Regions from separate parts of the Homo sapiens genome. Here region 2 is linked to region 1. The links are chromatin loops, found by intact Hi-C in ENCODE. Cell type or tissue: PC-3. All regions are shown on one strand. Links, peaks and the distances in the headings refer to the core of each region. The heading gives the core; the rest is flanking DNA. Region 1 holds the start of MAGIX (MAGI family member, X-linked). Region 2 has its middle 21 kb from the start of GPKOW.

Region 1 (15,689 bases), core at 4,141-12,140:
CAAACAGGAGGATTCCCTTTCGAGTGCGCGAGAAGTTGGTGCAGGCGGCCCAGCAGCCAGGAGCCGAGAGGCGCTCAGAATCCGCCATGGCATGGGCTGGAGTCCCTGGTGCCTCGGAGGATCTGCTCACTTGCTCGTGGTTTCGAGGACGCTGTACACCCAGCTGTCTTGCCCGCCGTCTGGCCGGGAAGGGGGCCCCGGGGCGAAGGAGGGAGTGAATCACCGCGCAGAGCTGACGCGGGCGGGGCCGGAGCCGGGCCAGGTGGCTGCCGCCCCGGAAGCCCCCTCGCCCCGCCCCCCAAGGATACTCCCAGCCTGGCGCACAGCCCCCGGGGCGCCCCATCGCAGGGGTGCTTGGCAGCTCCAGGTACCAGGAGCAGTAATAGCGGGACCCTTCGCCTTTTTGGAATGCAAATGCACCCGAGACAGCTTCAGCTTAGAACCGCGGGAATCTGGCTTTGGGATGGAGTGACTCAGTTTCCTTAACTGAATAAAACGGCCGAGGCAGAGTTAAATCCGAAAGACTTGGGGCCCAGTATGTTGCCAGAATTCGGAATATTTTTGATTTCAGAAAGTTTTCCCATGCATATACTCTCAGCGGGGTTTGGAGCTGCCGCGTTACAAAAAAAAAAAAAAAGGGCCAGGCGCGGTGGCTCACGCCTGTAATCCCAACACTGGGAGGCCGAGGCGGGTGGATCACCTGAGGTCGGGAGTTCGAGACCAGCCTGACCAACATGGAGAAACACCGTCTCTACTAAAAATACAAAAATTAGCTGGGCACGGTGACGCATGCCTGTAATCCCAGCTACTCGGAAGGCTGAGGCAGGAGAATCGCTTGAACCCGGGAGGCAGAGGTTGCGGTGAGCCAAGATCATGCCATTGCACTCCAGTCTGGGCAACAAGAGCGAAACTACGTCTCAAAAACAACAACAACAACAAAAACGGTATTTCTTCAAGAAAAGGTATGAACGTTCACAATAACTGGGTAAGGATTGAAAAGTGTTCCTCGGCTGGGCGCAGTGGCTCATGCCAGTAATCCCAACACTCTGGGAGCCTCAGGTGGGAGGATCGCTTGAGCCCAAGAGTTGGAGATCAACCTCGGCAACACAGTGAGACCTCATCTCTACAAATAATTTTAAAAATTAGCCCAGGCGGCCGGACGCGGTGGCTCAAGCCTATAATCCCAGCAGTTTGGGAGGCCGAGGTGGGCAGATCACGAGGTCAGGAGTTCGAGACCAGCCTGTCCAACATGGTGAAACCCCGTCTCTACTAAAAATACACAAAAAATGAACCGGGTGTGGTGGCGCTCGCCTATAATCCCAGCTAGTCAGGAGGCTGAGGCAGGAGAATCGCTTGAACCTGGGAGGTGGAGGTTGTAGTGAGCCAAGATTGCGCCACTGCACTCCAGCCTGGGCGACAGAGCAAGACTCCGTCTCAAAAAAAAAAAAAAAAAAGAAAAAAGAAAAAAATTAGCCCAGGCATGGTGGCACGTGCCTGTAATCCCAACTACTCGGGAGGCTGAGGTGGGAGGATTGCTTGAGCCTGGGAGTTCAAGGCTGCAGTGAACCATGATCAGACCACTGCACTCCTGCCTGGGCAACAGAGCAAGACCCTGTCTCCAAAAAAGGAAAAACAAAAAGAAAGGAAGAAAGAAAATTGTTCCTCGTTAGATCAGGTCAGGTTTTGTAACCAAATAGTGCCTATCTTGTGGGAAAACCATCAGTTTCCAGAGCTTTTTGTTTTTGGATAATGGATTGTGGACAGTGGAATAAACCTCTGAGCAGTGATGAGAATAAGACCCTGCCAGTGTAAAGGCTGTGTGAGAATAGGGGTTGGTGAGCATTGAGTTGCTCAGAAATAGGGCAAGCATTGTTTCAAGTGTTAGAGCCCAAGGCCAGGAGCAGTGGCTCATGCCTGTAATCCTAGCACTTTGGGAGGCCGAGGTAGGAGAATCACTTCAGCTCAAGAGTTCGAGACCAGCCTGGGCAACGTAGTGAGAGCTTGTCTCTATTTTAAAAAAACATATTTTGTAGTAGTGTTAGAGCCCAGAGAGCCCAAGGTCTGATTCTGTGTTCTGCAATCCCAAGGAAGTCCTGGCCCTAAATGTTGGGCCTCAGTTTCCTGGTTCTGAAGAGAGGGGCCAGTCAGCACAATCGTACATGAGGAATAGGAAAGTTTATTTCTGGGGGATTGGCAAGATGAATGGATGGCTCCTGGGGTGCAAGGCTGGGTGACATTTGTAGACACTTTGTTTGTATTTATTTATTTTTTAGTAGAGACAAGGTCTCGTTATGTTGCTCAGGCTGGTCTTGAACTCCTGACCTCAAGCAATTCTCCCGCCTTGGCCTCCCAAAGTGCTGAGATTACAGGCGTGAGCCACTGCGCCTGGCTAAGTGTGTTATTTTGAGCAAGTAATTTCCCCCAGCTCAGCCTTAATTTCTGCATCTAAGACATGCATCTCGTCTCCTGGAATCAGGATCCCAGAGGTACCCTGAGGGACACACTCTCCAGACTAGAAGTTGTTTTTATTCTCATCTCATTTGAAGTGGGGGAGAATCATAACTGGATGGCCAGGAGGATTCAACCCAAGGGCCTGCCTGCTCTCTCTGCCAACACAGGGCCCCTCAAAACTAAGGAAAGAGCTCCCCTCTTTCAGCCCCGGTTGCCGGAAGAGTGAGTGAATAGTGGAAGGGATGAAACATACTTTTCCTAGTGATGAGTATGTGCTTTCCAACTCTGTGAGGACACGTCTGAATTTCTGAAACAAGATGAACCTGGTTCCACTTCAACACCTTTGCACTTGCTATTCCCCCTGCTGTCAATGCCCTTCACTCAGTGCTTCATATACCTGGCTTCTGGTCATTCAGGTTGCAGCTCAAGAGTTATGTCTTCAAAGAGGCCAGAAGCTCACCATCATCTCCCACAATGTAACCTCCTTTTGCTAGCTTCATAGCTTCATGACTCTCACTTCTCTCTGAAATTGTCTTTTTTTTTTTTTTTTTTTTTTGAGAAGGAGTTTTGCTCTTGTTGCCCAGGCTGGAGTACAATGGCACAATCTTGGCTCACCGCAACCTCCACCTCCCGGGTTCAAGCGATTCTTCTGTCTCAGCCTCCTGAGTAGCTGAGATTACAGGCATGTGCCACCACACCAGGCTAATTTTGTATTTTTAGTAGAGATGGGGTTTCTCCATATTGGTCAGACTGGTCTCGAACTCCTGACCTCAGGTGATCCGCCTGCCTTGGCCTCCCAAAGTGTTGGGATTACAGATGTAAGCCACGAGCCTGGCCTTTTTTTTTTTTTTTTTTTTTTTTTTGAGATAAGGTCTCACTGTCACTCCAGCTAGAGTGGAATGGTGCAATCATGGCTCACTGCAGCCTTGACCTCCCAGGCTCAAGTGATCCTCCCACCTCAGTGTCCCAAGTAGTTGGGACTACAGGCATGAGCCACCACTCCCAGCTAATTTTTAAACTTTTTGTAGAGACAAGGTCTATGTTGCCCAGGCTGGTATCAAACTTGTAGGCTCAAACAATCCACCCGCCTCCGCCTCCCAAAGTACTGGGATTACAGGCACAAACCACCATGTCTGGCCTGAAGTTTTTTTTTTTTTTTTTTTTTTTTTTGAGACTGATTCTCGCTCTGTCACCCAGGCTGGAGTGCAGTGGTGCGATCTTGGCTCGCTGCAACCTCCACCTCCTGGGTTCAAGCAATTCTCTGCCTCAGCCTCCCGAGTAGCTGTGATTACAGGCACCTGCTACCACACCTGGCTAATTTTTGTATTTTCAGTAGAGACGGGGTTTCACCATCTTGGCCAGGCTGCTCTTGAACTCTTGACCTCGTGATCCACCAGCCTCGGCCTCCCAAAGTGCTGGGATTACAGGCGTGAGCCACCACGCCTGGCCTGGTTTTTTATTTATTCATTTTCTCGTCTTTTTTGTCTGACATCTGTCTACTCTCATTACATACATCAGCTACACAAAGAAATTTTATGTCTTGTTCCTCCAGCATCTCCACAGTACCTAGCACAGTGCAACATATACAGTTGGGGTTCAATTAATACTTGTCAATGCAGGTGAAATTGAGAGGACAGACTTGGGAATCAGGCCTTGATTAAATCGTGCTTTGACCCTCCTCTCTGTAGCTATCTGCACTCCCTGGGCCTCACTTTCCTCCTCTGCGAAATGGACATATTCGGATAGTTGAGTAGATGTGCAACTATTGTAGATGAAAATAAATATTGCAATAAAGCCAGTAGCAGGGATAAAACTAAGTACATGGTGGCTGGGGTTACTATTATTAGTCTCCTGGGTGTGACTGTATTTATAGACTGGGGCTCTTGAGCCCTTTGCTGACTTCTGAAGAACCACACCTCCACCAGGCTCTAAGTCAGGGGTAGCTGGAAGCCACCCTGGCACACTTCCCCACAATGTCTATCTACAGCTCTAACCACTCAAGTGTTCACCTCTTCACCCTCCAGCTCCCAGCTCTCGCAGCTTGTCTTCACCGTTCCTCTTTCCTCTCCAAGGCCACCTGGACTCTCGCATTCCGGTCCTTTAAATTCTTTCTTCCTTCCCCGTCCCCTCCCCACAGGGGCGAAAGTTGCCCATTCCGTCAGACCACAGCTTCCCTCCTGTGGGGGGATGGGGCCGAGTGCTCAGGATGTGGTGACAGCGGAGGTGACTGGACATTTCTGTCCTCTGCCAGCGCCTTCCTCGCGGCTACCCCGGTTGGAGTCCCGCTGGCCATATAAGCCCTGGCTGTAGGGCTCTGTTCCCAGGGTGAAGGAAACTCTGGGCCTCTCCCGTGCCGGGAACGCCCAGTGTGTGGCGTGTGCACACAAGCCCGGCTGCAGTTCTTCACCATGTACGGAAAATGGGGGCACGGCCCAAAGGTTCTAACAGCCTTTTTTAGCCCGGCCCGTCCAGGGGCGCTGACTCACACCTTCCCCACTCCGCCCCAAAGGGGGCTCCAGGACCCCAGCCGGTGCCCGGAGAGTGGTAGCCTACGTGCCAGCAAAAGCTGGCAGACTAGGCCGGAAGTGGGAGACCGCAGGCCTCTGGCGAAGGAAGCTGCCCTGCTTCTAGGCTTCTAGCCTTGCTATCCCGACGTCAGCTGAGGGTCTGTATGATTCCGAGACAGGACTGTGGATACACTGGTGCAGTCCTGCCACGACAGGCTCACCTCTGCATTCTCCATGCCATGCACAATAATTTATGTGTGAGACCCTGTACACCTCCAAAAAGGTGAAATTAATGAATAAGGAGAGGAGCAGGAGACGGCGAAGAGAAAAAGAAAGCACGCCAGACTGAGGACCGGCAGAAGCAAAGATAACATGTGCAAGCAGGAAAGCAGCAGCACGAAGCTCGTCAGCGATTACTCAAGCAGGATCGACCCACCTGCTCCTTTACAGAGTGGCCCGGGCAGCCCCACCCCGCCTCGAGCGCCTGGCAAGTCAAGACCGGATCGAACCATTTTATTACCTCCCCCTCCCAGAACCAGAAGCGCAGGCTAGCCGGCTGGAAGGGTCGTACCACTGACGCTGCGAGGGGAGTGTGGTCAGAGCCACTGAGCAGCGGGTGGGGGGACCAAACCAAGTGGAAGCTCTTGGGGAGGTGCCAAGTGCCCAGCGGCCACACGCGCCGGATCCAGGTTGGGCGGTAACTAGTGAGCCCCGCGCTGTCAGAGGTAGGCTCAGTGTCTCCGCCTTCCGGCTGCCATCTCCTGAGCGAGCTGCGCTGCCCCCCGGACCCCTAGGGCCCGCGAGAGCCGTTCCTCGCTGGGCACTAGCCAGGGCCCCGGGGAACCCGGGATCTGGTCGTTGGGATCCTCAGCGCGGCGCTCAGGAGGAGAAACCGTGGGGCCATCGGCGGCCGCCTCTGGACTAGGCTCCGGGCTGCCCCGGGTCTTCTTGAGCGTCGTCCGGGATGGAGGGTGCTGAACTAGGGAAGTGCTGCTGCTGCGAGACCCCGTTACCTCCGGCCCTCCAGGATCTGGGCTGCGATCTGGCCATGACGGGACTACGGATTAGATTGGGTGGTGAAGTAGGGAAGGGAAATCCAGGCCTTTGGCTGAGGATGGACAGGAGAACCCAAAGGCTGCGGGAGATGAGACCCTGACCCTTAGAGAAATCTCCCCTCCAGGCCTTCTGGGATCGGCACCACCCCTCACAACCCCGACACCTCCTTTCCCGAGACCCCTCCCCTCCTGGATCCAGAACATGCCCCTCAGAAATCATTTCCCACAATCTCCAAAGGAAATCAAACCCCGCTCATCTAGGAGCCCCTGCTCTCTCCTCTCTCATCCCACCTCCGTTGACTCCCAAACCACCGACCCTTTGTTTTTCAGAACTAGACCCCCTACCCTCTGGATCCCCATCCCATTTTCCCCCGGCTAAGATCCACTCTGCCTTCGCCTCTGAGAACTAAGACCCTTCCTTCCAAACACTTGCTTTTATCCTAGACCCCTTCCCTTCTCTTCCCCCAGTACCTGGAAAACCCACCCTCTGAAATTCCTATCCTCGAGACTGACACCCCTCCCTGCCCCTACGTTATTCCTATCCTGGGACCCTGTACCCCTCCCTGCCCCTACTTGTGAGAATACCATGACCTCTTGCAGACCCTCCCCACAGAGACCACCAAACCCTTCCCACCCAGAATCTCAGCTTCTCCACTCTGTGAACCTCTCCCTTCTCCTCACTGATCTCTGACTTCTCTCCCTTGGGAAACCCACCAACTCCTTTTCGGGGCTCTCCCACCCCTCGAGGCTTGCCAGGGTGGGTCTCCAGAGGCCGACGAATAACCAGGTGGAGCTGGGGGCCTCCAGCTCGGATCCGCTCCACGGCCTGGGCATGGGTGAGGCCCTGCGTTGACTCTCCGTTGATGTGGAGCACGAGGTCCCCGACCTGGAGGAGTGCAATGCAGTCGTGTTGGAAAGGCAAAAGGAGAGCACCCCAACAAAGGCAGGGATAGCACCTACCAGTGGAAGGGGCTTCAGGGCTCACCTCCAAACGACCACAGCGCTGTGCTGGGCCATCCTTCAGCAGCCCGCGCACGGCCAGCGGAGTGTCCCCAGCTACATCCCGGCCCCCACCTAAGGTGAGGCCAAAGCCTGCGTAACCGCGAACCAGCTCCACAGAGAAATGACCAGAGGCCTGGGATGGCTTCGGAGCACTACGTGCCTTACCCTGGATCAATTGGGGAGGTGCGTTACATGTCTCTAACCAACGGTGCTGGAATAAAGGACACAGGTGTACATAGTTTGCCCTGAGGCAGGAGGCCTCCGATAGAAGGATGAGATGGTACCTGGGGCCGGTGATCCACAATAGTGGCATGAGGCAGGCGACTGTCTGTGACCTCTATGTCCGCAGAGTCCAGCACGCTAACAGCTGGGAGATAAAAGCAGTGGAGAGGGCTGTTGGGGGACATGCCATGGAAACTACCTAGGACCTGTTCCCTGAGTTAACATTCTAGCCTCATCTACTTGTCTTGCCCCTGCAGCTCATATACAAACTGGCCCACCATTTACGCACCATCCCCTCAAGTAATCTTAAAGGTTCTCAGCCCAAACAAATTAACTGTTCTGACCCCACCTTCTTAATAAACAATCCTGGGCTCAGCCATGTGAATAATCTTCCAGGCCTTCCTATCTCCCTCTAATAACACGCAGAACACATCCCTCAAACAACACCATTCGGCCCACCCTGGAGAATGCTACTCCAAAATTTGGCTCCTGAACCTTCCATAGCACGCCCTCTAATTAGCCTCTAACCCTCATCCCATTCCTGACATCTCAAGCCCCGCCCCCATGGGACTATAGGCTCCACCCCCGTGACTCACATTTCAGGCCTGCCCCTTCGCTGCGTGCCCGCCCCCCAAGCACTCTCCAGGCCCTGCCTCCTCAAAAAGGACCGCCGCCAGAACGGGGGTCCAGTTCCGCACTCTCATCTAATCTAGCCCTCGCCGACTGCAATAACCCTCAAGGAATATGCTAGAATAACCCCAAGGCTCCTCCCACTCGAAGCACCCTCCGATCCCCGCCCCAAGTCGCGCCCCTTGGCCCCACCCAAGACAGGGCAGTAGCTGCTGACCCCCCAGGCCTGTCCCACTGAACCCAACTCCTCTCCGAACCCTCCCCCAGCGGAGGCCCTGCGCCAGTCACTCACCCTCCTTCCGGCGCAGGCGCAATGTGGCGCCCGCCCTGCGTACCAGCGCTGCCACGTCGACCGCAGCTCGCGCCGCCAGGGGGCGCGCGTCCAACCGCGCCAGGAGCTGCCGGGCGCTAGGGCCCGCGAGCGGGGAGGGGCCGCGGCCTGCGCGCAAGAGGGGACAGGTCAACGCCGACCCTCGGCCTCGGCCAACCCCTATGCTTCCGGACGCTCGAAGACCTAGAAATGCCCCTCAGGATACCCGGCGACCCCTGGCCACTCCCTCGATAGTTTCGGAGGTCACTGCTGTCCCTCCCCTCACGCGATCCCCGACCGTCGCGGGTAGCCGGTGCACCCCCGCTTGCTCCCACGGTGTCCCTGGAGATCGCTGTTTGACTGCAATAGTCCTAGACACCTCCGAACACCCCGTGAGGTCCTCGACTGCCCCCTAATCACCCTGGATGCCCAACTCTTCGCCCGCGATATCTCAGGGGACCCCATTTCCCCAGATATCCTGGGAGAACACGGCCTGACCCCATAGCCCCGGAACCCCCAATTCCCCGTCTAAGTATCCTAGGCAACCGCTGCTACCCCCATGAATTCCCTCAGAGGGCCCGTTCCCCCCATGGCCCACATACCTCCAGAGTCCCCCTCCACAGGTCCCCAGGGGCCCCCAGCTCCCCTCCCCCCAGTTCACTAAGACCCTGAGTGCCCAGGTGTCCCCAGTGACCACGGGCAGACCCCTCCCCGCACATCTGCACGTCTCCCTGGAGACTCCTGAGAGCCCCTCCCCTGCTCTGGTGCGCGGCCCTTTCCCTCGTGTGTGGGTGTGGGTAGGGGACCTCCAGCCCAGCCTCCATCGCTGGGCCCCTGCCCCCTGCCACCTTCACTTGGGCGCCAGAGCCGCTCTGTTTACCACCTGTCAGAAGGAAAAGGTGTGGAGCAGACAGGCGGGACGGGGATGGCGGCGACTCGCCCTGTCCTTCCCCAACGACCCCAATCCCTGTACCTCCTCTGCTCCCCCTAGGGTCCGCGGCGTCCCCTGTGCGCGGCTCCATGGCCAGTAGTCCGCCGGGTGGACGCAGGGCTGCCAGCTACGAATTTTGAGCTCTGGGGCGCGCTCACCTGGCGGCCCGCCCAGGCCCTGGAGGCTGAAGCTGGCGGGTCCCGTGCCTGGCTCCCGGACCCGCGCGGTGACCTACCTGGCGGCCAGCAAGGAGGCCTGGCTGTAGGAGCCAGGAGGAGTGCTTGGCCTCACTCTGCTGCAGGCGCCGCACTCTGTTAACTAAAGGTCCTAGTTAGAATTTAAAAGCCTGACAATACCAACTGTTGCTGAAGATATGGAGGAAATGGAACTCCTATACCTCCGGTGGAAATGTAAAATGATATTGCAACTTTATTTATTTATTTAGAGACAGGGTTTCGCTCTTGTTGCCCAGGCTGAAGTGCAATGGCACGATCTCGGCTCACTACAACCTCTGCCTCCCGGGTTCAAGTGATTCTCCTGACTCAGCCTCCTGAGTAGCTGGGATTACAGGCATGCACCACCACGCCCCCCTAATTTTGTATTTTTAGTAGAGACGGGGTTTCTCCATGTTGGTCAGGCTGGTCTCGAACTCCCTAAAGTGCTGGGATTACAGGCGAGGCCCGCCTCAGCCTCCCAAAGTGCTGGGATTACAGGCGTGAGCCACTCGTGCCCGGCCTGCAACTTTAGAAAACAGTTTGGTAGTGTCTTTAAAAACTAAGCGTACACATATGAGCCAGCCATTCCACTCCTGCGTATTTATCTAAAAGAAAGCATACATTTACACAGCCTTGTCTTACAAATATTCATAGCAGCTTTATTTCCTGTCTTATTCATTTAGAACTACTGTAACAAAATATCGTAGACTGGGTGGTTTAAACAACATAAGTTTCTCACAGTTCTGGAAGCCGGAAAGTCCACGATCAAGGTGGTAGCCAATTTGGTTCCTGGTGAGGTCTCTCCTTTTGGGTTGCAGATGCTTGCCTTCTTGCTGTGTCCTCACATGGAATTAAGAGAGTGAAGGAGAGTAAAGGCGTGAGAGAGGCACACACAGAGAGAGGGAGAGATCTCTCTCTTCTGTTTCTTATAAGGTCACAGTCCTATCTGGTTAGGGCTCCACCTTAGTGACCTCATTTTACCTTAGTTGCCTCCTAAAGAAGCTATCTTCAGATACAGTCACATTGGAGGTTAGAGCTTTAACATATATATTTATGGCTGGGCACAGTGGCTCACGCCTGTAATCCCAGCACCTTGGGAGGCCAAGGCGGGTGGATCACCTGAGTTCAGGAGTTCAAGACCAGCCTGGCGAACATGGTGAAACCCCATCTCTACTAAAATATACAAAAATTAGCCAGGCGTGGTGTCAGGTGACTTAATCCCAGCTACTTGGGAGGCAGAGGCAGGAGAATCATTTGAGCCCGGGAGGCAGAGGTTGCAGTGAGTGGAGATCGAGCCATTGCACTCAAACCTGGGGGATAAGAGCGAGACTTCTCTCAAAAAAACAAAACAACAACAACAACAACAACAAATATATATATATATATATATTTATGGGTGGACACAATTCAGTCCATAATATTTGTTAATATCCAAAAACTGGAAATAACCCAAATGTCCATTAATAGTTGAATGAGGCCAGTAATCGCAGCACTTTGGGAGGCTGAGGTGGGAGGATCGCTTGAGCTCAGGAGTTGGTGACCAGCCTTGGCAACATAGTGAAAGATTGTCTCTATTTTAAAAACATAGAAACATTGTCTCTATTTTAAAAATGCTAATGCCTGTAATCCTAGCACTTTGGGAGGCTGGAGGTGGAGGCAGGAGGATTGCTTGAGCCCAGGAGTTTGAGACCAGCCTGGGCAACATAGTGAGACCCCATCTCTCAAAAAGAAAACAATTTTCAATGAAAAAAATAGATGAATAAATTAACAAACTATGGTATACACATACAGGGTAATACAACTCAGCAATAAAAAACAATGAAGGATTTGGATGAATCTCAAAAATAATTATGGTAAAACAAGCCAGACCCACGCTCCAAAAAAGCACATGCTGTATGATTTCTTTTATATAAAAATCTAATAAAATGCAAACTGATATACAGTGACAGAAAGTGGATTAGTGGTTGCCTGGAGGGAGGGGGCCAAAAGGGCAGGAAAGAGGAAATACAAAGGGCAGGAGAAAACTTTTGGCAGAGATAGTTATACTCAGTATTTCTTTTTTTTTTTTTTAAGTGACAGGGTCACATTCTGTCATGCAGGATGGATTGCAGTGGCACAATCATAGTTCATTGTAACCTCAAACTCCTGGGCTCAAGGGATCCTCCTGAGCAGATAGGACTACACATATGTGCCACAATGCCTGGCAAATTTTTTACATTTTTGTAGAGACTGGGGTGGGGGGGTCTCACTATGTTGTCCAGGCTGGTCTTAAACTCCTGGCTTCAAAAAATCCTCCCACCTCTGCCTCCCAATGTGCTGGGATTACAGAGGTGAGCCACCACACCCAGCCTGTTCAGTATCTTCACTGTAGTGATCGTTTCACTGACATAAACATATTCAAAACCTATCAAATTGAAGTCAATTATATCTCAACCCCTTCAAAACTTAAAACAGCTGGGTGTAGTGCATGCACCTGTAGTCCCAGCTACTTGGGAGGCTGAGGCACGAGGATCACTTAAGCCCAAGACTTAGAGGTTACAATGAGCTGTGATCATGCCACTGCACTCCACCCTCAGTGACAGAGCAAGACCCTGTCTTTAAAAAAAATAAAATATAAATTCTCAAAACAGGCTGGGCATGATGACTCACGCCTGTAATTCCAGCACTTTGGGAGGCCAAGGTGAGAAGATCACTAAGGCCAGAATTTTCAGACCAGCCTAGCCAATGTAGCAAGACTTTGTCTCTAATAAATAAATAAATACAATCTTTTGTTAAATTAATGAATTGGGTGGGGCTGTGAGAGAAATTGACTTAATTCTTGAATTACATGAGGCTAAAAGGGGTAATTAGGGTTTTTTTAAATGATTTTTTTTTTTTTTGAGACAGAGTTTCGCTCTGTCACCCAGGCTGGAGTGCAGTAGTGCGAGCTCGGCTCACTACAACCTCCATCTCCTGGGTTCAAGCAATTCTCATGCTTCAGCCTCCCAAGTAGCTGAGACTAAAGGCACCCACCACCACGCCCGGCTAATTTCTGCAGTTTTAGTAGAGACAAGTTTTCATCATGTTGGCCAGGCTGGTCTCAAACTCCGCCCATCTCTGCCTCCCAAGGTGCTGGGATTACAGGCATGACCCACCGTGCCCAGCTGGGTAATTGGGTTGTATTCACAAATGGATGAGGCTAAGAGGGGCATTGATTTGAATCCACAGTGGGGCAGGGCTAAGTGAGGGTTTGCTCCCCCATAGTGTCATTGTAATCAATATTAAAGATAAGCACCAACACTGCTACCAAATAGCTTGGCTTGGCACAACACCAGCAATTTGGAAGCTTTGTTCCGAACTCTCTTGACAGTCTTACCATGCATATCTCATCACCCCCACTTCCCAGAGAGGTACATTGAGGTGTCAGGCAATGCAGTGGCTGGAGTTCCTCCCTCATGTCTGCATCCTCTCTACACCCCTAACCCTGCCAGCAGCCTCAGTGACACATACACTACTCTCTGGCCCTGGAATTTCGGCCCTGCTGGTGTCAGCTCTCTCAGTGAACACCTATCCTGGGCCCCTGCCCCTGTAATTTCAGCCCTGCTGGTGTCAGCTGTCTCAGTGAACACCTATCCAGCATCCTGGGCCCCCGCCCCTGTAATTCACGTCCCCTGAGGATGTCCTTGGACCCCTTCATTCGTTCATGATTCCCCAAGCCTGAATACCTCCCAGCCTGGAAGCAGTTTCCCATCCAGTTGGCAAGCTCCCTGATCGATGTTAGTAGATTCTACCTGGTGCTTGGATGCCTCCCCTCACTGTCCATCTGTCCTCGGCCCTTGGACAATGCCCCAGTCTGCAAGACCCTCCCATGCATGGAGCTACAGAGCCTCAAGCTCTCCTTCACAGTGTGTAAGCACCTCACTCTCACATCCACAGGTTCTTAAAACCTGGAGCCCCAGATTGGAAGCTGCCCTCTCCAGATTCAGGTGTGGAAGTCTCAACAAGAATTGGGAGGAGCAGTGAAGGAGGTCCAGGGTGTCCCCCCTTAGACAAGGTCAGGTCAGAGGTGAAAGAGGCAGGGGACTGCAGGTGGAATGAAAGCAGGAACCGTTCAGACCCTTTCACCTATGAGGATACTGGGTCTCTGAAAGGTGAACGGAGAGGCTTGCACAACCAGCCAGAATGGACATTAGGACACAGTGTGTCCACAGCCATAGTGAAATAGTCACTAACCAAGTGAGTCTTGTAGGTAAGCTGCCTGAAACTGGTGTTGTTGGCTTGCTGCAGGGACCTAGGCAGGTCCCTGAGCCTCTCAGACCCTGAGTTTCTTATTTGGCAAAGTAGTGGTGAAAGGCCCTCTCTCACTGCAATCCCATTCCTCCTTCCACTACAGTCACACTGTGTCCGAATGCTCCCTGCTTGGGGCTTATGTCCCCAGACACTCCCCTTTTCAAACATAGAAGAGGCCTCATTCCTCCACTGACATCAGCTAGTGTCCCATCCAACTCCAATGCATTCATTCACAGCCTCCTCAATTTTGGGTCCCATCTCTCATCCACTCTCCAAGGGACCTGCCCTCTGCAATTTTTTTTTCTTTTCTTTTCTTTTTCTTTTTCTTTTTTTTTTTTTTTTTCTTGAGAGGGAGTCTTGCTCTGTCACCCAAGTTGGAGTGCAGTGGAACGATCTCAGCTCGCTGCAACCTCCGCCTCCCAGGTTCAAGCGATTCTCTTGCCTCAGCCCCCCGAGTAGCTAAGATTACAGATGCCCACTACCACACCTGGCTAATTTTTATAATCTTAGTAGAAATGGAGTTTTGCCATGTTGGCCAGGCTGGTCTCAAACTCCTGGCCTCAAGTGATCCACCTGCCTTGGCCTTCCAAAGTGTTGGGATTACAGGCATGAGCCACCGCGCCCAGCCCACCCTCTCCAATTTTTGAGTTCCGCAACCTCATAATGCCCAGAGCACCAAACCATTCTTTGGCTCCAAAAGCTCCAACGGTACTCAGTCCCACCACACATTTCCAGTTTCCCAATAGGGACAGTGGGAGATAAACTTTCCCTGCAAATATACTGAGTGCCTACTTGTGCAAAGCTCTGGTGGAAATTGCAGAGTTTCCTAGTAAACTCGGGCTCCAGTTCTGCGTCCCTGCTTTTAGTTGTCAGAGGTCAGACAGTACCCTAATTTCTCTGGGCTTCGACTGCCCCTTCCTATGCTGGAATAGCAACATCCCAGAGTGGAAAAAGGAGCCAGCCCAGCGTCCTCAGCTAACGGAGGCCTCCTTGCTGGCCGCCAGATAGGCCACCCCGCAGATACAGGAACCAGGCACGGGCCCGCCACCCTGTTTCCAGGGTCTGAGCGGGTCACCAGGTGAGCACGCCCCAGAGCTCAAAACTCGTCGCTGGCTGCCCTGCGTCCACCCGGCCGACTACTGGCCATGGAGCCGCGCACAGGGGGCGCCGCGAACCCTAAGGGGAGCAGAGGAAGTACAGGGATTGGGGATGTTGGGGAAGGACAGAGCGAGTCGCCGCCACCCCCGTCCCGCCTGTCTGCTCCACACCTTTTCCTTCTGACAGGTGGTAAACAGAGCGGCTCTGGCGCCCAAGTGAAGGTGGCAGGGGGCAGGGGCCCAGCGATGGAGGCTGGGCTGGAGGTCCCCTACCCACACCCACACACGAGGGAAAGGGCCGCGCACCAGAGCAGGGGAGGGGCTCTCAGGAGTCTCCAGGGAGACGTGCAGATGTGCGGGGAGGGGTCTGCCCGTGGTCACTGGGGACACCTGGGCACTCAGGGTCTTAGTGAACTGGGGGGAGGGGAGCTGGGGGCCCCTGGGGACCTGTGGAGGGGGACTCTGGAGGTATGTGGGCCATGGGGGGAACGGGCCCTCTGAGGGAATTCATGGGGGTAGCAGCGGTTGCCTAGGATACCTAGAGGGGGAATTGGGGGTTCCGGGGCTACGGGGTCAGGCCGTGTTCTCCCGGGATATCTGGGGGAAATGGGTCCCCTGAGATATCGTGGATGAAGAGTTGGGCATCCAGGGTGATTAGGGGGCAGTCGAGGACCTCACGGGGTGTTCGGAGGTGTCTAGGACTATTGCAGTCAAACAGCGATCTCCAGGGACACCGTGAGAGCAGGCTGGGGGTGCACCCGCTACCCGCGATGGTCGGGGATCGCATGAGAGGGGAGGGACAGCAGTGACCTCCGAAACTACCGAGGGAGTGGCCAGGGGTCGCCGGGTATCCTGAGGGGCATTTCTAGTCTTTGAGCGTCCGGAAGCATGGGGGTTGGCGGAGGCCGATGGTCGGCGTTGACCTGTCCCCTCTTGCGCGCAGGCCTGGGCCCCTCCCGCCCGCGTGCCCCAGCGCCCTTCCGCTCCTGGCGCGGCTGGA
Region 2 (15,689 bases), core at 4,330-12,329, 62 kb after region 1:
GCAATCTTCCTGCCTACTGAGTAGCTGGGACTACAGGTGTGTGCCACCACGCCCAGCTAATTTTTTAAAAATTTTTTGTAGAGGCCAGGAGCACTGGCTCACGCCTATAATCCCAGCACTTTGGGAGGCCAAGGTGGGCAGATCACCTGAGGTCAGGAGTTTGAGACCAGCCTGGCCAACATGGTGAAACCCCATCTCTACTAAAAAGGCAAAAATTAGCCAGGCGTGGTGGCGTGCACCTGTAATCTCAGCTACTTGGGAGGCTGAGACAGGAGAATCGTTTGAACCCGGGAGGGGAAGGTTGCAGTGAGCTGAGATTGCGCCATTGCACTCCAGCCTGGGCAATAGGGCGAGACTTCATCTCAAAAGAAAAAAAAATAAATCATAACCGCCCCATGTGATGGCATTAGGGGTGAGGCCTTTGGGAGGTAATTAGGTCACAAGGGCAGAGCCCTCATAGATGGGATCAGTGCCTTAAAAGGCATCCCAGAGACTCTCGTCCTCTTTCAGCTATGTGAGAATACAAGAAGTCAGTAGTCTGCAGCCTAAATATCTTGCTTCATCTTTGGTGTTTCTGAACTGTATAAAAGTATACATCTTAGGCTGGGCACAGTGGCTTACGCCTGTAATTCCAGCACTTTGGGAGGCCAAGGCAGGCAGATCATGAGGTCAGGAGATCGAGACCATCCTGGCTAACACGGTGAAACCCCATCTCTACTAAAAATACAAAAAATTAGCCAGGTGTGGTGGCGGGCGCCTATAGTCCCAGCTACTCGGGAGGCTGAGGCAGGAGAATGGCGTGAACCTGGGAGGTGGAGCTTGTAGTGAGCCGAGATCGCGCCACTGCACTCCAGCCTGGGCGACAGAGCGAGACTCCGTCTCAAAAAAAAAAAAAAAAAAAAAGTATACATCTTAGTCTGTTTTGTGCTGTTGTACCAAAATACATGACACTGGGTAATTTATAAAGAATAGAAATTTATTCCTTATAGTTCTGGAGGCTGGGAAGTCCAAGATCTAGGTGCAGCATCTGGCCAGGGTCTTCTTGCTGTGTCATTCCATAGTGGAGGGGGAAAGAGTAAGAGAGGGCCAGAGAGGGGGCTGAACCCATTTTATTATGAGAAACCCACTCCCCACTCCCATAATAACAGCAGTAATCCATTCATGAGGCCTCTTGATTACCACTTTTTTTTTTTGGCTTAAACAACAGAAATTTATTTTCTCACAGTTCTGCAGGCTAGAATTCCCAGAACAAGGTCTGTCAGGGTCATTTCTGATGAGGACTCTTTTCCTGGCTTGCAGATTACCTCACTATGTTCTCACGTGGTAGAAAAAGACTCTCTCTCTCTCTCTCTCTCTCTTGCTTGCTTGATGACCTCTTAAAGATCTCACCTCTTAATACTGTTACAATGGCAATTACATTTCTTTTTCTTTTTCTTTTTTTGAGGCAGAGTAGTGCTCTGTCACCTAGGCTAGAGTGTAATGGTACGATCTCAGCTCACTGCAACCTCCACCTCCCAGGTTCACGCGATTCTCCTGCCTCAGCCTCCCGAGTAGCTGGAATTATAGGTGCCCGCCACCATGCCCGGCTAATTTTTGTATTTTTAGTAGAGATGGAGTTTCACCACGTTGGTCAGGCTGGTCTCAAACTTCTGACCTCAGGTGATCCACCCACCTTGGCCTCCCAAAGTGCTGGGTTTGAGAGGTACAAGTCATCAAACCATAACACTATGTAATCTTTGGAAACTTACTTTTTCCCCACTGGACATTCTAGATTTATCTTTTTTTTGTTTTTGTTTTTGTTTTTTTTGAGACAGGTTCTTGTTCTTTTGTCCAGGCTGGAGTGCAGTGCTGCAATCATAGGTCACTGCTGCCTCAAACTCAAGTATTCCTCGCCCCTCAGCCTCTTGAGTAGTTGGGACTACAGGTGCATCCCACCACACCTGGCTAATTTTTAAATTTTTAATAGAGACAGAGTCTCGCCATGTTGCCTATGCTGGTCTTGAACCCTTGGCCTCAGGCGATCCTCCTGCCCTAGCCTCTCAAAGTGCTGGGATTACAGGCATGAATCACTGCACCCGGCTTCTGGTTTTCTTTTTGTTTTTTTGTTTGTTTTGAGACAGTCTCGCTCTGTCACCCAGGCTGGAGTGCAGTGGCACAATCTTGGCTCACTGCAACCTCCACCTCCCAGATTGAAGCGATTCTCCTGCCTCAGCCTCCCGAGTAGCTGGGATTACAGGTGCCCGCCACCCAGGTAATTTTTGTATTTTTAGTAGAGACAGGGTTTCTCCATGTTGGCTAGGCTGGTCTCGAACTCCTGACCTCAGGTGATCCGTCCATCTCAGTCTCCCAAAGTGCTGTGATTACAGGCGTGAGCCACCACACCCAGCCGGCTTTCTCTTAACACTCATGTAGCACTTGATGTGTGTGTCAGGCACTGTTCTGTCCCCTTTACATTCACAATCCTTTATTTATTTGTTTGTTTATTTATTTATATTTTTGAGACCAAGCCTCACTCTGTTGCCCAGGCTGGAGTACAGTGGCACGATCTCAGCTCACTGCATCCTCTGCCTCCCAGGTTCAAGTGATTATCCTGCCTCAGCCTTCCAAGTAGCTGGGTTTACAGGCCCCTGCCACCACACCTGGCTAATTTTTTTTTTTTTTTTTTTTTTTTTTTTGTATTTTTAGTAGAGACGAGGTTTCACCATGTTAGCCAGGCTGGTCTTGAACTCCTGACCTCAGGTGATCCACCCACCTCGGCCTCCCAAAGTGCTGGGATTACAGGCTTGAGCCACTGTGCCCAGCCCACAATCCTTTAAATCATTTAAATCCTCATAATGGCCTGTGGGATACACACTGTTACCATGTCCATTTTACATATGAGGGAACTGAGGCACCGAGTGGTTAAATGATTTGCATGATAGTTCTAGCTGGCAAGCAGAGAGCCAGGATTGTAAGCCAGGCAGACCGGGCATGAGTGCACATTCTTGTCCCTCTGCTTCACGCCGTCACTCCCAGCTGTTGCTATGATTCCTGTTTGCCTGTAGGGGTAGCTGTTCATTTATTTCCACTGCCATACAGCATTCCATGGTGTGCATGTGCAGCCTGGGTGTCCATATTCTCCTGTAACGGCCCTTTGGGCTGTTTCTGGTTCTTGCTGTTTGGAGTAACACTGCAGTGTTCACTCCCGCACATGTCTCCTGGTTCACATAGGCACGCAGACTCTCAGAGGGGAATCTGAGGGCGTAGGATTTGCATGTCTCTAACTTCTTCAGGTGATGCCAGACTATTTCCACAAGTGAATGCTAGCTCAGTCCCCAGGCCTCCCCAGGCCTCAGTTTCCCCATGTATTAGATAGGCCATTTGGGGACTTGAAGCTCTCAGATACAGGAACAGCAGTTTGGAGGAGCTGAGCAGGTCTGGGGTGTGACTGACATTCCCAGGTACCTGAAGGAGGAACTGCACATCTCCAGGTGGGACCTGCAGTCCTTCCTGGAAACTTCCATGGCTCCCCACACATGCAAGTTCAAAGCCTCTCTCCTGAACCTAGGTTCAGAGCCCCTTCTGCAGTGGTAGTTCCAACCTCCCTCCCATGTCCCCACTCACAGCTAAGCTTCGGGCCTGGAGCACCTCCAACCTGCTGATCAGGGCAAGTCCCAATGTGGCCTTCAAGGCCATTGCACATGTTCATTGTGACACTGTTCGCTGAGCAGTCACTGTGTGCTAGGCGTATCTGCAGCATCTGGACAGACGACACTAAATGGGTATTGAAGGATTGAATGAGGGATCAATAATGATATCCAGTTTGATTCAGTGGTTCCAGAGGTTTTTCTAAGTGCTTTCCATTTATTAACTCATCTCACATTCACAAATGACCCCATAAAGTAAGCACTATTGTTATCCCCATTGTACTGACAGGGAAGCTGAGGTCCAGAGGAGCTTGGGTGCCTTGCTCGAGGTCACACAGCTTGTGAGTGGTGGTTGGAGCTGAGGAAACGTGAGAAATTGTTGTTCCCAAGCTGTGAGGTGCCACATGGGGGCCAAGATAAAATTATTCTTTTTCTTTTTAGAGATAGGGTCTCACCATCATTCAGGTTGTAGTACAGTGGCGCAATCATGGCTCACTGCCACCTCCAACTCCTGGGCTTAAGGGATCCTCCCACCTCAGCCTCCTGAGTAGCTGGGTCTACAGGCCAGTGCCACCATGGTGGGCTAATTTTTAAAAGTTTTTATTTTCCATAGAGATTGGGCTTTGCCATTTTGCCCAGGCTGGTCTTGAACTCGTGGGCTGAAGCAATCCGGCTCCGTCAACCTCCCAAAGCCCTGGGATTACAGGCGTGAGCCACTGTGCCTGGCCTGTTCTCCATTTTTTTACTTCTTTCTCTGCGTCCAGATTGATCCCCTTGAACACTAATTTAGGGGACACTAAAAATCTGCTACATTTGCTGGTTATTTTCTAAATTAACATTTAAAAGTTGCGTATTTCCTTATCAAGGTATGAGAATGATTTAAAAAAAAAAAAAAAAAAAAAAACAAGGTCTGGCTCTATTGCCCAGGCTGGAGTGCAGTGGCGTGATCTCGGCTCACTGCAGCCTCCGCCTCCCAGGCTCAAGCCATCCTCTTCCTCCCACCTCAGCCTCCCGAGTAGCTGGGACCACAGGCATGTTCCACCGTACCTGGCTAATTTTTATATTTCTTGTAGAGATGAAATTTTGCTGTGTTGCTCAGGCTAGTCTCGAACCTCTGAACTCAAGGGATCTGCCCACGTCAGTCTCCCAAAGTGTTGGCCCGATTTTTGTTATTTTAGTACATAATGGAATGAGTTTTCCCATTATGGACTATAGTGATTTACTAATCATTTTAATATCACGTTTCATATCATTCATATTTTTTATTACTGTTGATTGGCATCAGTAATTTGGAGCTAGTATGTATGTCTGTCTGTATGTATGTATTTATTTATTTAGAGACAGTCTCACTCTGTTGCCAAGGCTGGAGTGCCATGGTGCAATCTCGGCCCATTACAACTTCTGCCTCCTGGGTTTCAAGTGATTCTTGTGCCTTAGCCTCTGGAGCAGCTGAGATTACAAGCATGGGCCACCATGCCCAGCTAATTTTTGTATTCTTAGTAGAGACAGGATTTCACCATGTTGGCCAGGCTGGTCTCAAACTCCTTACCTCAAGTAATCCACCTGCCTGGGCCTCCCAAAGTGCTGGAATTACAGGTGTGAGCCACTGCGCCTGGCCTTTGTTTTTTGTTTTTGTTTTTTTTTTGAGACAGATTCTTGCTCTGTTGCCCAGGTTGGAGTGCAGTGGCGTGATCTCGGCTCACTGAGGCCTCCACCTCCTGGGTTCAAGCAATTCTCTCACCTCAGCCTCCCAAGTAGCTGGGATTACAGGCCCATGCCACCACACCCAACTAATATTTGTATTTATTTTTTTAATAAGACGTGGTCTCACTCTGTCACCCAGATTGAAGTGCAGTGGCACAATCTCAGCTCACTGCAACTTCTGCCTCCCAGGCACAAGTGATCCTCCCACCTCAGCCTCCCCAGTAGCTGGGACCACAGGCACACACACCACCACGACAGACTAATTTTTTGTATTTTTAGTATAGATGGGGTTTCACCATGTTGGCCAGGCTGGTCTTGAACTCCTGGCTTCGGGTGATCCACACACCTCCCAAAGTGCTGGGATTACAGGCGTGAGCCACCACGTCCGGCCAGAGCTAGTTTGTTTTTTGTTTGTTTGTTGTTTTGGTTTTTGTTTGTTTGTTTTTGAGACAGAGTCTTGCTCTGTTGCCCAGGCTGGAGTGCAGTGGCACGATCTCAGCTCACTGCAACCTCTGCCTCCCAGGTTAAAGTGATTCTCCTGCCTCAGCCTCCCGAGTAGCTGGGATTACAGGCACCCGCCACCACACCTAGCTAATTTTTGTATTTTTAGTAGAGACGGAGTTTCACCATGTTGGCCAGGCTGGTCTCGAACTCCTGACCTCAGGTGATCAGCCCACCTCAGCCTCCCAAAGTGCTGGGATTACAGGCGTGAGCCACTGTGCCCAGCCGAGCTTGTTTGTTTTTTATGTGTCTCCATCAACTCTTGCTTTTCTGCACTGGATGCCAGTATTTGGTGAGGTAATACCTCAGAGATAATTTGCTCTCCTGGGCCTTCAAATAGACTTAAAAACAGCAGCTTTAATCCAGCTTTTCTGTTTGCTTGTCTGCACAGCTGGAAGCAGAAGTAATTTACTACACAGTAAACACCAGGAACGCCCAAGAACTGGGATAGACCCCATCACCTTCGTCTCCAACCTCCAGGGGCACCAGATGAATCACCTCCTGTTTATATCTTTTTTTTTTTTTTTGAGACAGGGTTCTTGCTTTGTCACCCAGGCTGGAGTGCACTGGCATGATCACAGTGCACTGCAACCTTGAACTTCCAGGCTTAAGCAATCCTCCCTCCTCAGCCCCTCAAGTAGCTGGGACTACAGGCACACACCACCATACCCGGATAATTTTTAAAATTTTTTTATAAAGACAGGGTCTTACTGTGTTGCTTAGGTGGGTCTCAAACTCCTGAGTGCAAGGGATCCTCCCATCTCAGCCTCCCAAAGTGCTTGCATTACAGGTGTGAGCCACTATGCCTGGCTTCCTGTTTATATCTTCTGTATTTTGCTTCTTTTTGGGAAGGCATTCCCTGCAAGATCCTGGTTGCCACACCTCAGGCCCTGAGTAGGTAATAAGACACAGGGCTGTCTTCCACACCCTGGCCCCACTGATTGAGTCCTACACATAGGGAAGGTCCAGCTGCTGTCCTTTAAAACCAAACTGAGGCCAAGATGGCAAAATTTACGTTGCTATATCCTCTTCCTCCCCTCACCGTACTATCCTCATGGCCCTCCGTACCCGACTGCGGGGTGCTTCCTGGGACAGGCCTGACATAAGGAAGTGTCATTTCCCAACCCTCAGATCCAGTACGCCCTTTTAGTAAGAAACATTTCGGCCGGGCGCGGTGGCTCATGCCTGTAATCTCAGCACTTTGGGAGGCCAAGGTGGGTGGATCAACTGAGGTCGGGAGTTCGAGACCAGCCTGACCAACATGGAGAAACCCTGTCTCTACTAAAAATACAAAATTAGCTGGGCGTGGTGGCACATGCCTGTAATCCCAGCTACTAGGGAGGCTGAGGCAGGAGAATCACTTGAACCTGGGAGGCAGAGGTTGCAGTGAGCCAAGATCGTGCCATTGCACTCCAGCCTGGGCAACAAGAGCGAAACTCCGTCTCAGAAAAAAAAAAAAAAAAGAAAAGGCCTCCTTTTACCATCCTGAAATGACATTCACATTCATGTACATTACAAGTCTTGCTGGTGTGGGACAGCCCCCCAGCACCAGACCTCTGCCCATTCAGTGCCAAAGCACCCTCAAGGAGGAATTCCCAAAACACACCCCGAGGGCAGGCAGGAACAGGACCCTTGTCTGTCTGGTTCAGCGCGGAATCCCCACCACCTAATACAAGACCCTGAATGCACTAAGTAAATAATTGCAGTCTGGATAACTATGCTGTGATTTACTGCCCTCTTCCTACAAAGCTTCCCTGTCCTCTGTTCACTGCCCCTGCGTGGGGAGCCAGAGAAGAAAAACGACTCAGGGTGCACAGGGGCCAGCTCCCTTGCACAGAGAGTTCTACACAGTTCACTGATGCTGTGGGCAAATGGATGCTTCAGGGGCCCTCTGTCCTGCCGGGGGCGGAATGAGGACAGGGTGAGCACAGAAAGGAGAGACATCTGTAGAGTCAGTGACGCATGGTCAGAACACAGAGTCCAGAGTGCACAGCCTGACCCTGGCCCTGGCTCTGCTCAGCTGTGTGCCTTCTGGTAACCCCTACAGGGCCTTAGGTCTCTCATCCAGAACGCAACGATGATAATAGTAGTTAAGGTTGTTGTGAAGACGCAGTGAAATTATTCACGTAATCAGGAGAGGTTGGCACGTGTTAAAATTATCCATTACTGGGTAATTTGGATCAACGAACTATCATTCCTGACGCCTAGATTCCCCCCGTCCCTCAAGCGCCTCCTCACCCTCCTCCCTCAGACTTCCAGGCTCCACCACCACTGGTGGATGGTCAAGAACCCAGAACAGGCGACCGACCTCTCTTTTTCTTTCCCCTGCTGCACAGCCCATCTCAGAGCTCCCTTCTGTGAGGCTCAGCCAGAGGCCTGCAGGGTTGGGACAGGCTCCTGGAGCCCTCCCCACCAACGAGAGGCCCCGGCCTACTCCCCTCACCTGCACAGGAAAACCCTGGCCCAGTCAGGGAACCAGAAATCTCCTCCCAGTCCTTACCTTGCCCTCACCCTCAGCCACCACCAACTACCCCTGGACGGGCGCCCCCTACATCCCTGCACCTCGGTCTGTGTGACCCCAGGAGTGCCCACTCCCCAATGTGTGTGCCCCTGTGGGTGTCCAAAGCCCTGTCTGTGTGACCCTAGGGGTGTCCACTCCCCAGCGTGTCCGACCCTCGGACCCCAGAGCCCGCAGCCCACAGCCTGGAATGGCCTGCCGCGCGCGGGGCAGGGACGCGCGCACGAAAGCGTCCACATGGAGCCACAACACTGGGCAGGGGCAGCCAACCCGGGCACACCTTTTTGTGTGGGGTAAGGAAAGAGCCCCTCCCCCGCGCGGGGCCCGGCATGCTCGTGCCCATCCCGTCCTGTTGGCACTCCCAGACCCGAGCGGCCCTCGGCCTCTCTCCCGCCCACCGCGTTGCCCTCTCCCCCGAAGGCTTAGTCTTGACCCAACCCTCCCGCCGCGGAACAAGCAACTGGCTTAAGGCCGGGGCGCGGTGGGCTCTGATTGGTCGATGACGATTGACGGTGATGATCTGATTGGTCGATGGTTGATTGGCGCTTCTCGGTAGCTGCCCGGGCGCGCCTCCGCCCCTGCGCTCCGGGCTCCCATTCGTCGCCGCTCTGGGGCATGCGCAGTGGGTGCCATTCAGTGCCTGGGCTCCGGGAAAGTCGTGCTTTTACGGTTCCGGGTACTGGCTCCCACACCACTGCCTCGTGTGGGGTTGTTCGCCCGTGAAGGGGCAGGACAGGGTGCGCGCTGGTGGAGGTTAGTGAGGTCACACACCGGGCCGTGGCGCCTGGTGCGCTGGGCGCTTCCACCTCAACCTTCGTAGCAAACCCAGCGGGGTTCTGTGCCTGCGCACCGTGGTTCCTGCGTTCATTTACTGTCCCGTTTCTCACTCCGGAAAGTGTGGCTTTGAGTTTGATCTGCAGGAGTAGGACGGGCACAGCGGGTGTCTGGTCTTCCTCGCACCATAAATCGCAGAGCGAGCCCTCTGTGGTCTCTGGATACAGTATACCAAAGTTAGATTAACTGTACTCCTTCTCACAAGCCGGTCCAACGTTTGCAGCAGTGAAAAAGCCCTAAGTGTCAGGGCCTTTGGCGAAGCCTGTGTAAGGGAATAAACACTTTCCCCAGTTTTCCAGGCGCAAACTGATGGTTTTGGAGCATTAAGGTCTGGTCGGATGGGGCAGGATGGCTGCGTTGACACGTCTTATTTAATCCACATCATAGGTAAGGTGACCACTTATCTTTTTACAGGTTGAAATTGTTACATTTTGGCCGGGCGCGGTGGCTCACGCCTGTAATCCCAGCACTTTGGGAGGCCGAGGCAGGTGGATCACGAGGTCAGGAGATCGAGACCATCCTGGCTAACACAGTGAAACCCCGTCTCTACTAAAAAAATACAAAAAATCAGCCGGGCGTGGTGACGGGCGCCTGTAGTCCCAGCTACTCAGGAGGCTGAGGCAGGAGGATGGCGTGAACCCGGGAGGCGGAGCTTGCAGTGAGCCGAGATCGCGCCAGTGCACTCCAGCCTGGGCGACAGAGCGAAACTACGTCTCAAAAAAAAAAAAAAAGAAAGAAAAGAAATTGTTACATTTTATATATATGTAAGTTGAAATGGAAGTATATATTGCAAGCATTATAAACGTATGCACCAATATGTATAAATCCATGATTTACAGGGATATAGATGCAGATGGAGCCGTGGGCCCAGTTCATTGCCCTGGGGTGAGTCACATGCTGAAGGGACAGGGGACTGTTGATCTTTTAACTGGGTGCCCAAAATGTTAGGAAGCCTGAGCCCTGAGGCCCCAGCTTTCACTAAGTGGGAAAAAATTCCCTTAATTAGCTTAGAAACTCCAATAGCGTAGTGCTGCCTCCACTGCTGAAAACAGCCAACCTTGATATCAGGTCTGGTCCCAAGAAACAACGTTGATATCAGGTCTGGTCCCAAGAAACAACGTTGATATCAGGTCTGGTCCCAAGAAACACTGTGTGTTTTTTTTTGTTTTTTTTTGTTTTTTTTTTTTTGAGACATAGTCTCGCTCTGTCGCCCAGGCTAGAGTGCAGTGGCGCGATCTCGACTCACTGCAAGCTCCACCTTCCGGGTTCACGCCATTCTCCTGCCTCAGCCTCCTGAGTAGCTGGGACTACAGGCGCCCGCCACCACGCCCGGTTAATTTTTTGTATTTTTAGTAGAGACAGGGTTTCACCGTGTTAGCCAGGATGGTCTCGATCTCCTGACCTCGTGATCCGCCTGCCTCAGCCTCCCAAAGTGCTGGGATTACAGGCATAAGCCACTACGCCCGCCCCAGAAACATTGTTCTTTCCTTTTCTCTTAGATTGTTATTTTATCCCTCTTTTCTCAGGAATGAGGAAAAAGGTTGCTATTTTAACTGTGAGTGTGTGGGAACTGGAGTACTGGGTAGCACTCTTCAAAGGTTCAGTTGAAGTCCGGGCAATTAGTCACCTCTGGATTTTTTTTTTTTGAAATGGAGTCTCACTCTGTTGCCATGCAGGAGTGCAGTGGTGTGATCTCGGCTCACTGCAACCTCTGCCTCCCGGGTTCAAGCGATTCTCCTGCCTCAGCTTCCCGAGTAGCTGGGACTACAGGCACGCACCACCACGCCCAGCTAATTTTTGTATTTTTAGTAGGGATGGGGTTTCACCATGTTGGCCAGGATGGTCTCAAACACCTGACCTCAGGTAATCCACCCACCTGGGCCTCCCAAAGTGCTGCGATTACTGGCATGAGCCACTGTGCCAGGCCCCTCCTCTGGATGTTTCTGAGAGTGGCTGGCTTTGTAACATGTATACTTCACTTTTGTATAATACTTTGTATATACTTCCGTTTCATATAATACTTTGTATATACTTCAGTTTCGCCACTCAGATGCCATAGGAAGTGAGGGGTGCATTGTTTTTGTTTGGGATTTTGTTCTAAAGATTACAGTATAACCAAACATACAATAAGCTATATTAACTCATTTTTTGGTGGGGGGGTAGAGACAGGGTATTTCTTTGTCACCCAGGCTGGAGTATAATGGTGAAGTCATGGCTCACTGCAGTCTGGACAGCCTGTGCTCAAGCCATCCTCCCACCTCAGCCCCCCAAGTAGCTTGGAGTACAGGTGCGCCACGCTACACCTGGCTAATTTTTTACTTTTTGTAGAGATGAGGTCTCACAATGTTGCCCTGCTGGTCTCAAATTTCTGCGTTCAGGCAATCCTCCTGCCTCAGACTCCCAAAGTGCTGGAATTACAGGCATGAGCCACTGCACCCAGCCTTTATTACCTTTTTTTTTTCTTTTTTTTTTTAAGATAGGTTCTCCTTCTGTTGTCCAGGCTGGAGTTTAGTGGCACGGTCTTGACTCACTGCAACCTCCGCCTCCCAGGTTCAAGCAATTCCCGCACCTTAGCCTCCCGAGTAGATGGGATTTACAGGTGCTCGCCACCACTCCTGGCTAATTTTTGTATTTTTAGTAGAGACCAGGTTTTGCCATGTTGGTCAGGCTGGTCTCAAACTCCTGACCTCAAGTGATCCGCCCACCTCAGCCTCCCAAAGTGCTGGGATTACAGGCATGAGCCTCCATGCCCTGCAGTATTATCTTTTTTAAAGAGAGAGTACTTGAGGCCAGGAGTTTGAGACCAGTCTGGGCAATGTGAGACACCGTCTCTACAAAAATTACAAAAAATTAGCCCAGTTTGGTGGTACACACTTGTGGTCCCAGCTACTCAGGAGGCTGATGTGGGAGGATCACTTAAGCCTTGCAATTAGAGGCCGCAGTGAGCCATGATCACACCACGGCACTCCAGCCTGGGCAACAGAGACCTCATCTCAAAAAATAAATAAATAGGCCGGGCACAGTGGCTCGTGCCTGTAATCCCAGCACTTTGGGAGGCCAAGGCAGGTGGATCACCTGAGGTCAGGAGTTCAAGACCGGCCTGACCAACATGGTGAAACCCCATCTCTACTAAAAATACAAAAAATAAGCCAGGTGTGGTGGCTAACGCCTGTAATCCCAACTACTCTGGAGGCCGAGACAGGAGAATCGCTTGAACCTGGGAGGCAGAGGTTGCAGTGAGCCGAGATTGCGCCATTGTACTCCAGCCTGGGCAACAGGAGCAAAATTCCATCTCAAAAAAAAAAATAATAATAATAATAATACAAAAATTAGCTGGGGGAGGCCAGGCGCGGTGGCTCATGCCTGTAATCCCAGCACTTTGGGAGGCCGAGGCGGGCAGATCACCTGAGGTCAGGAGTTCAAGACCATCCTAACCAACATTGTGAAACCCCATCTCTACTAAAAATACAAAAAATGAGCTGGGCATGGTGGCACGTGCCTGTAGTCCCAGCTACTCGGGAGGCTGAGACAGGAGAATCGCTTAAAACCAGGAGGTGAAGGCTACAGTGAGCCCAGATCACGCCACCACACTCCAGCCTGGCGACAGAGCGAGACTCTGTCTCAAAAAAAAAAAAAAACAATTAGCTGGGGCTAGTGGTGGGCGCCTGGGCGACAAAAGTGAAACTCCATCTCAAATAAATAACAGAAACACACCCTTTCTTATCTGTTGTGCATACTTAACTAAAAGAAACACACCCAAAAGTATTTACAAATAAAGAAGATGGGGGAGGAAAAGAAAATCTTTAGCTTATTAATAAAAGAATGGGTCTATTTGAAAAGTACAAATGCTAAAAAAAAAAAGTGCTTCAATGTATATAGCTTGCCTTTTAAGTCTGTAGCCATTTAAATTATAAGAATTTCATCATTTGCTGGCCAGGCGCAGTAACTCACACCTGTAATCCCAGCACATTGGGAGACCGAGGTGGGCGGATCACGAGGTCAAGAGATGGAGACCATCCTGGCCAACATGGTGGAACCCCATCTCTTATTAGCCGAGCATGGTGGTGTGCACCTGTAGTCCCAGCTACTTGAGAGGCTGAGGCAGGAGAATCGCTTGAACCCAGGAAGCGGAGGTTGTAGTGAGCCGATATTGTGCCACTGCACTCCAGCCTGGCGACAGAGCGAAACTCAGTCTCAAAAAATAAAAATAAAAAATGTCATCACTTGCCAAGCCTGGTGGCTCATGCCTGTAATCCCAGCACTTTGTGAGGCTGAGGCAGGAGGATTACTTGAGTCCAAAAGATTGAAGCTGCAGTGAGCTGTGATTGGGCCACTGCCCTCTAGCCTGGGCAACAGAGCAAGACCCTATTCAACAATAACAAAAAAAGGAATTAGGTGATGGGAAATGCCTACCATTTGAATCTATAAAGATAAGCAAGGCAGGGTGCAGTGGCTCACGCCTATAATGCCAACATTTTGGGAGGCTGAGACAGGAGGATCGCTTGAGCTCCAGAGTTCAAGACCAGCCTGGGCAACATAGTGAGATCTAGTCTCTACAAAAATAAACAAATTTAGCTGGGTGTGGTGGTGCGTGCCTGTAGTCTCAGCTACATGGGAGGCTGAGGTGGGAGGATTGAGTGAGCTCAGGAGGTTGAGACTGCAATGAGCCATGATTACGCCACTGCACTGCGGCCTAGGTGACAGCAAAACCTGTCTCAAAAAAGAGAGAGAGAGAGATAAGCAAGAGTTACTCATGATGCTTGGACTTGGGGGAAGATGCCAACTCTGGCACATGTCAGTTACTACATAAAAAGTCAAGTGCAATGTCAAATCCAGAGCATCAAGAGGAAAAAAAGTTCAGTTCCCAAGAGAACATGGATAGCTTAATAATGTAAAACTTGGCCGGGCAGGGTGGCTCATGCCTGTAATCCCAGCACTTTGGGAGGCCGAGGTGGGTGGATCACAAGGTCAGGAATTCAAGACCAGCCTGGCCAACTTATTGAAACCCTATCTCTACTAAAAAAAAAAATACAAAAACAATAGCCAGGCTTGGCAGCTGGCGCCTGTAATTCTAGCTACTCAGGAGGCTGAGGCAGAGAATTGCTTGAACCCGGGAGGCGGAGGTTGCAGTGAGCCCAGATCACGCCATTGCACTCTAGCCTGGGTGACAGCGAGATGCCGCCTCAAAAAAAAAAAAAAAAAAAAAAAAGGCCGGGCACGGTGGCTCACACCTGTAATCCCAGCACTTTTGGAGGCCAAGGTGGGCGGATCATGAGGTCAGGAGATCGAGACCATCCTGGCTAACATGGTGAAACCCCGTCTCTACTAAAAATACAAAAAATTAGCTGGGCGTGGTGGCGGGCGCCTGTAGTCCCAGCTACTCGGGAGGCTGAGGCAGGAGAATGGCGTGAACCTGGGAGGAAGAAGTTGCAGTGAGCCGAGATCGTGCCACTGCACTCCAGCCTGGACAACAGAGCAAGACTCCATCTCAAAAAAAAAAAATTAGCCGGATGTAGTGGTGTGAACCTATAGTCTCAGCTACTCAGGAGGCTCGCCCGCCTTGGCCTCCCAAAGTTCTGGGATTACAGGTGTGAGCCACCGTGCCCAGCCTGTATTTTCTGTAGAGATGGAATTTTGCCATGTTGCTCAGGCCAGTCTCGAACTCCTGGGCTCAAGCAATCCTCCCACCTTGTCCTCCCAAAGTGCTGGGATTACAGGTGTGAGGCACCATGCCCAGCCGCAACAGTAATTTTCACAAATTACTGAAGTCAAGTAGCCAATTTTGATTCATGAAAGTGATATCACTGTAATTCTTCTAAACTTTCACTGAAATGCATGCTCCCTTTGCAGAGGGAAAGCTGGGTTAAGAGATGTCCAGGATGGTCGGGCTCGGTGGCTCATGCCTATAATCCCAGCACTTTGGGAGGCCAAGGCAGGCAGATCACCTGAGGTCGGGAGTTTGAGACCAGCCTGACCAACATGGAGAAACTCCATCTCTACTAAAAATACAAAATTAGCCAGGCGTGGTGGTGCATGCCTGTAATCCCAGCTACTAGGGAGGCTGGGGCCAAGCTGGTCTTGCACACCTGACCTCAGGCGATCTGCCTGCCTCCACCTCCCAAAGTGCTGGGATTGCAGGCTTGAGCCACCGTGCCCAGCCCTATGAATTATTTCAAATGCGTTAGATCCACCTAATCAAAATTCTGTCATTCAACATATAATTTTGAGTGCCAACTATGTCTCAAGGTCAGTGTTCAGCCCTACAGTAAACAACATGGACAGAGCTGCTGCCTTCACAGAACCTCCATCTAAGGAGCAGGTGAATATACCACCAGGCCGTAATTGGTTGCTTAGCTCCAAAATAGCGAATTTAGGGTCAATTAAGATAATAATCTACTAACTGTAATGACATCTCTAGAGTATTGTGTCTTTTAAAGTACAGTTATAGCCTGGGCAACGTGGGGAAACCCCGTCTCTACAAAAAAAAAAATTTTTTTTCTTTGAGA

Evidence for each region. Peaks named below come from ENCODE experiments on the same cell type or tissue, not always from the same donor. Only the 100,000 strongest peaks of a DNase experiment are listed, where the experiment ranks them.
Region 2: it touches region 1 in a loop (8-fold over the local background); 2 of 110 quality-filtered maps call a loop at or near these places.

Annotation. Positions count from the first base shown.
Region 1 is chrX:49,156,400-49,172,088 of GRCh38, reverse strand. It overlaps MAGIX (MAGI family member, X-linked), which reads right to left and starts at 9,331. Exons shown (of 6, transcript NM_024859.4): 1 at 9,151-9,331; 2 at 8,160-8,306; 3 at 7,300-7,382; 4 at 6,999-7,226; 5 at 6,728-6,899; 6 at 3,315-6,015. The coding sequence starts at 9,199. The coding sequence ends at 5,690. PLP2 (proteolipid protein 2) reads right to left here and starts at 191. Exons shown (of 5, transcript NM_002668.3): 1 at 1-191. The coding sequence starts at 88. RefSeq lists silencers at 215-314, 8,243-8,352, 15,471-15,689, enhancers at 4,458-4,567, 4,588-4,717, 4,728-4,777, 4,828-4,917, 5,058-5,347 and 3 more and cis regulatory regions at 4,343-4,923, 5,223-5,723, 7,642-8,142, 15,685-15,689, 15,481-15,689. In PC-3, for the core only: CTCF peaks have their summits at 8,034 and 8,236 (motif pointing right); DNase peaks (open chromatin) are centred at 7,828 and 8,168; H3K4me3 peaks cover 2,625 bases; H3K27ac peaks cover 1,547 bases.
Region 2 is chrX:49,094,463-49,110,151 of GRCh38, reverse strand. It overlaps a transcript of WDR45 not described here. Among named protein-coding and RNA genes, the nearest start is that of GPKOW, 21 kb to the left of the region's middle. RefSeq lists an enhancer at 9,529-9,608. In PC-3, for the core only: a CTCF peak has its summit at 8,403; a DNase peak (open chromatin) is centred at 8,851; H3K4me3 peaks cover 2,201 bases; H3K27ac peaks cover 1,055 bases.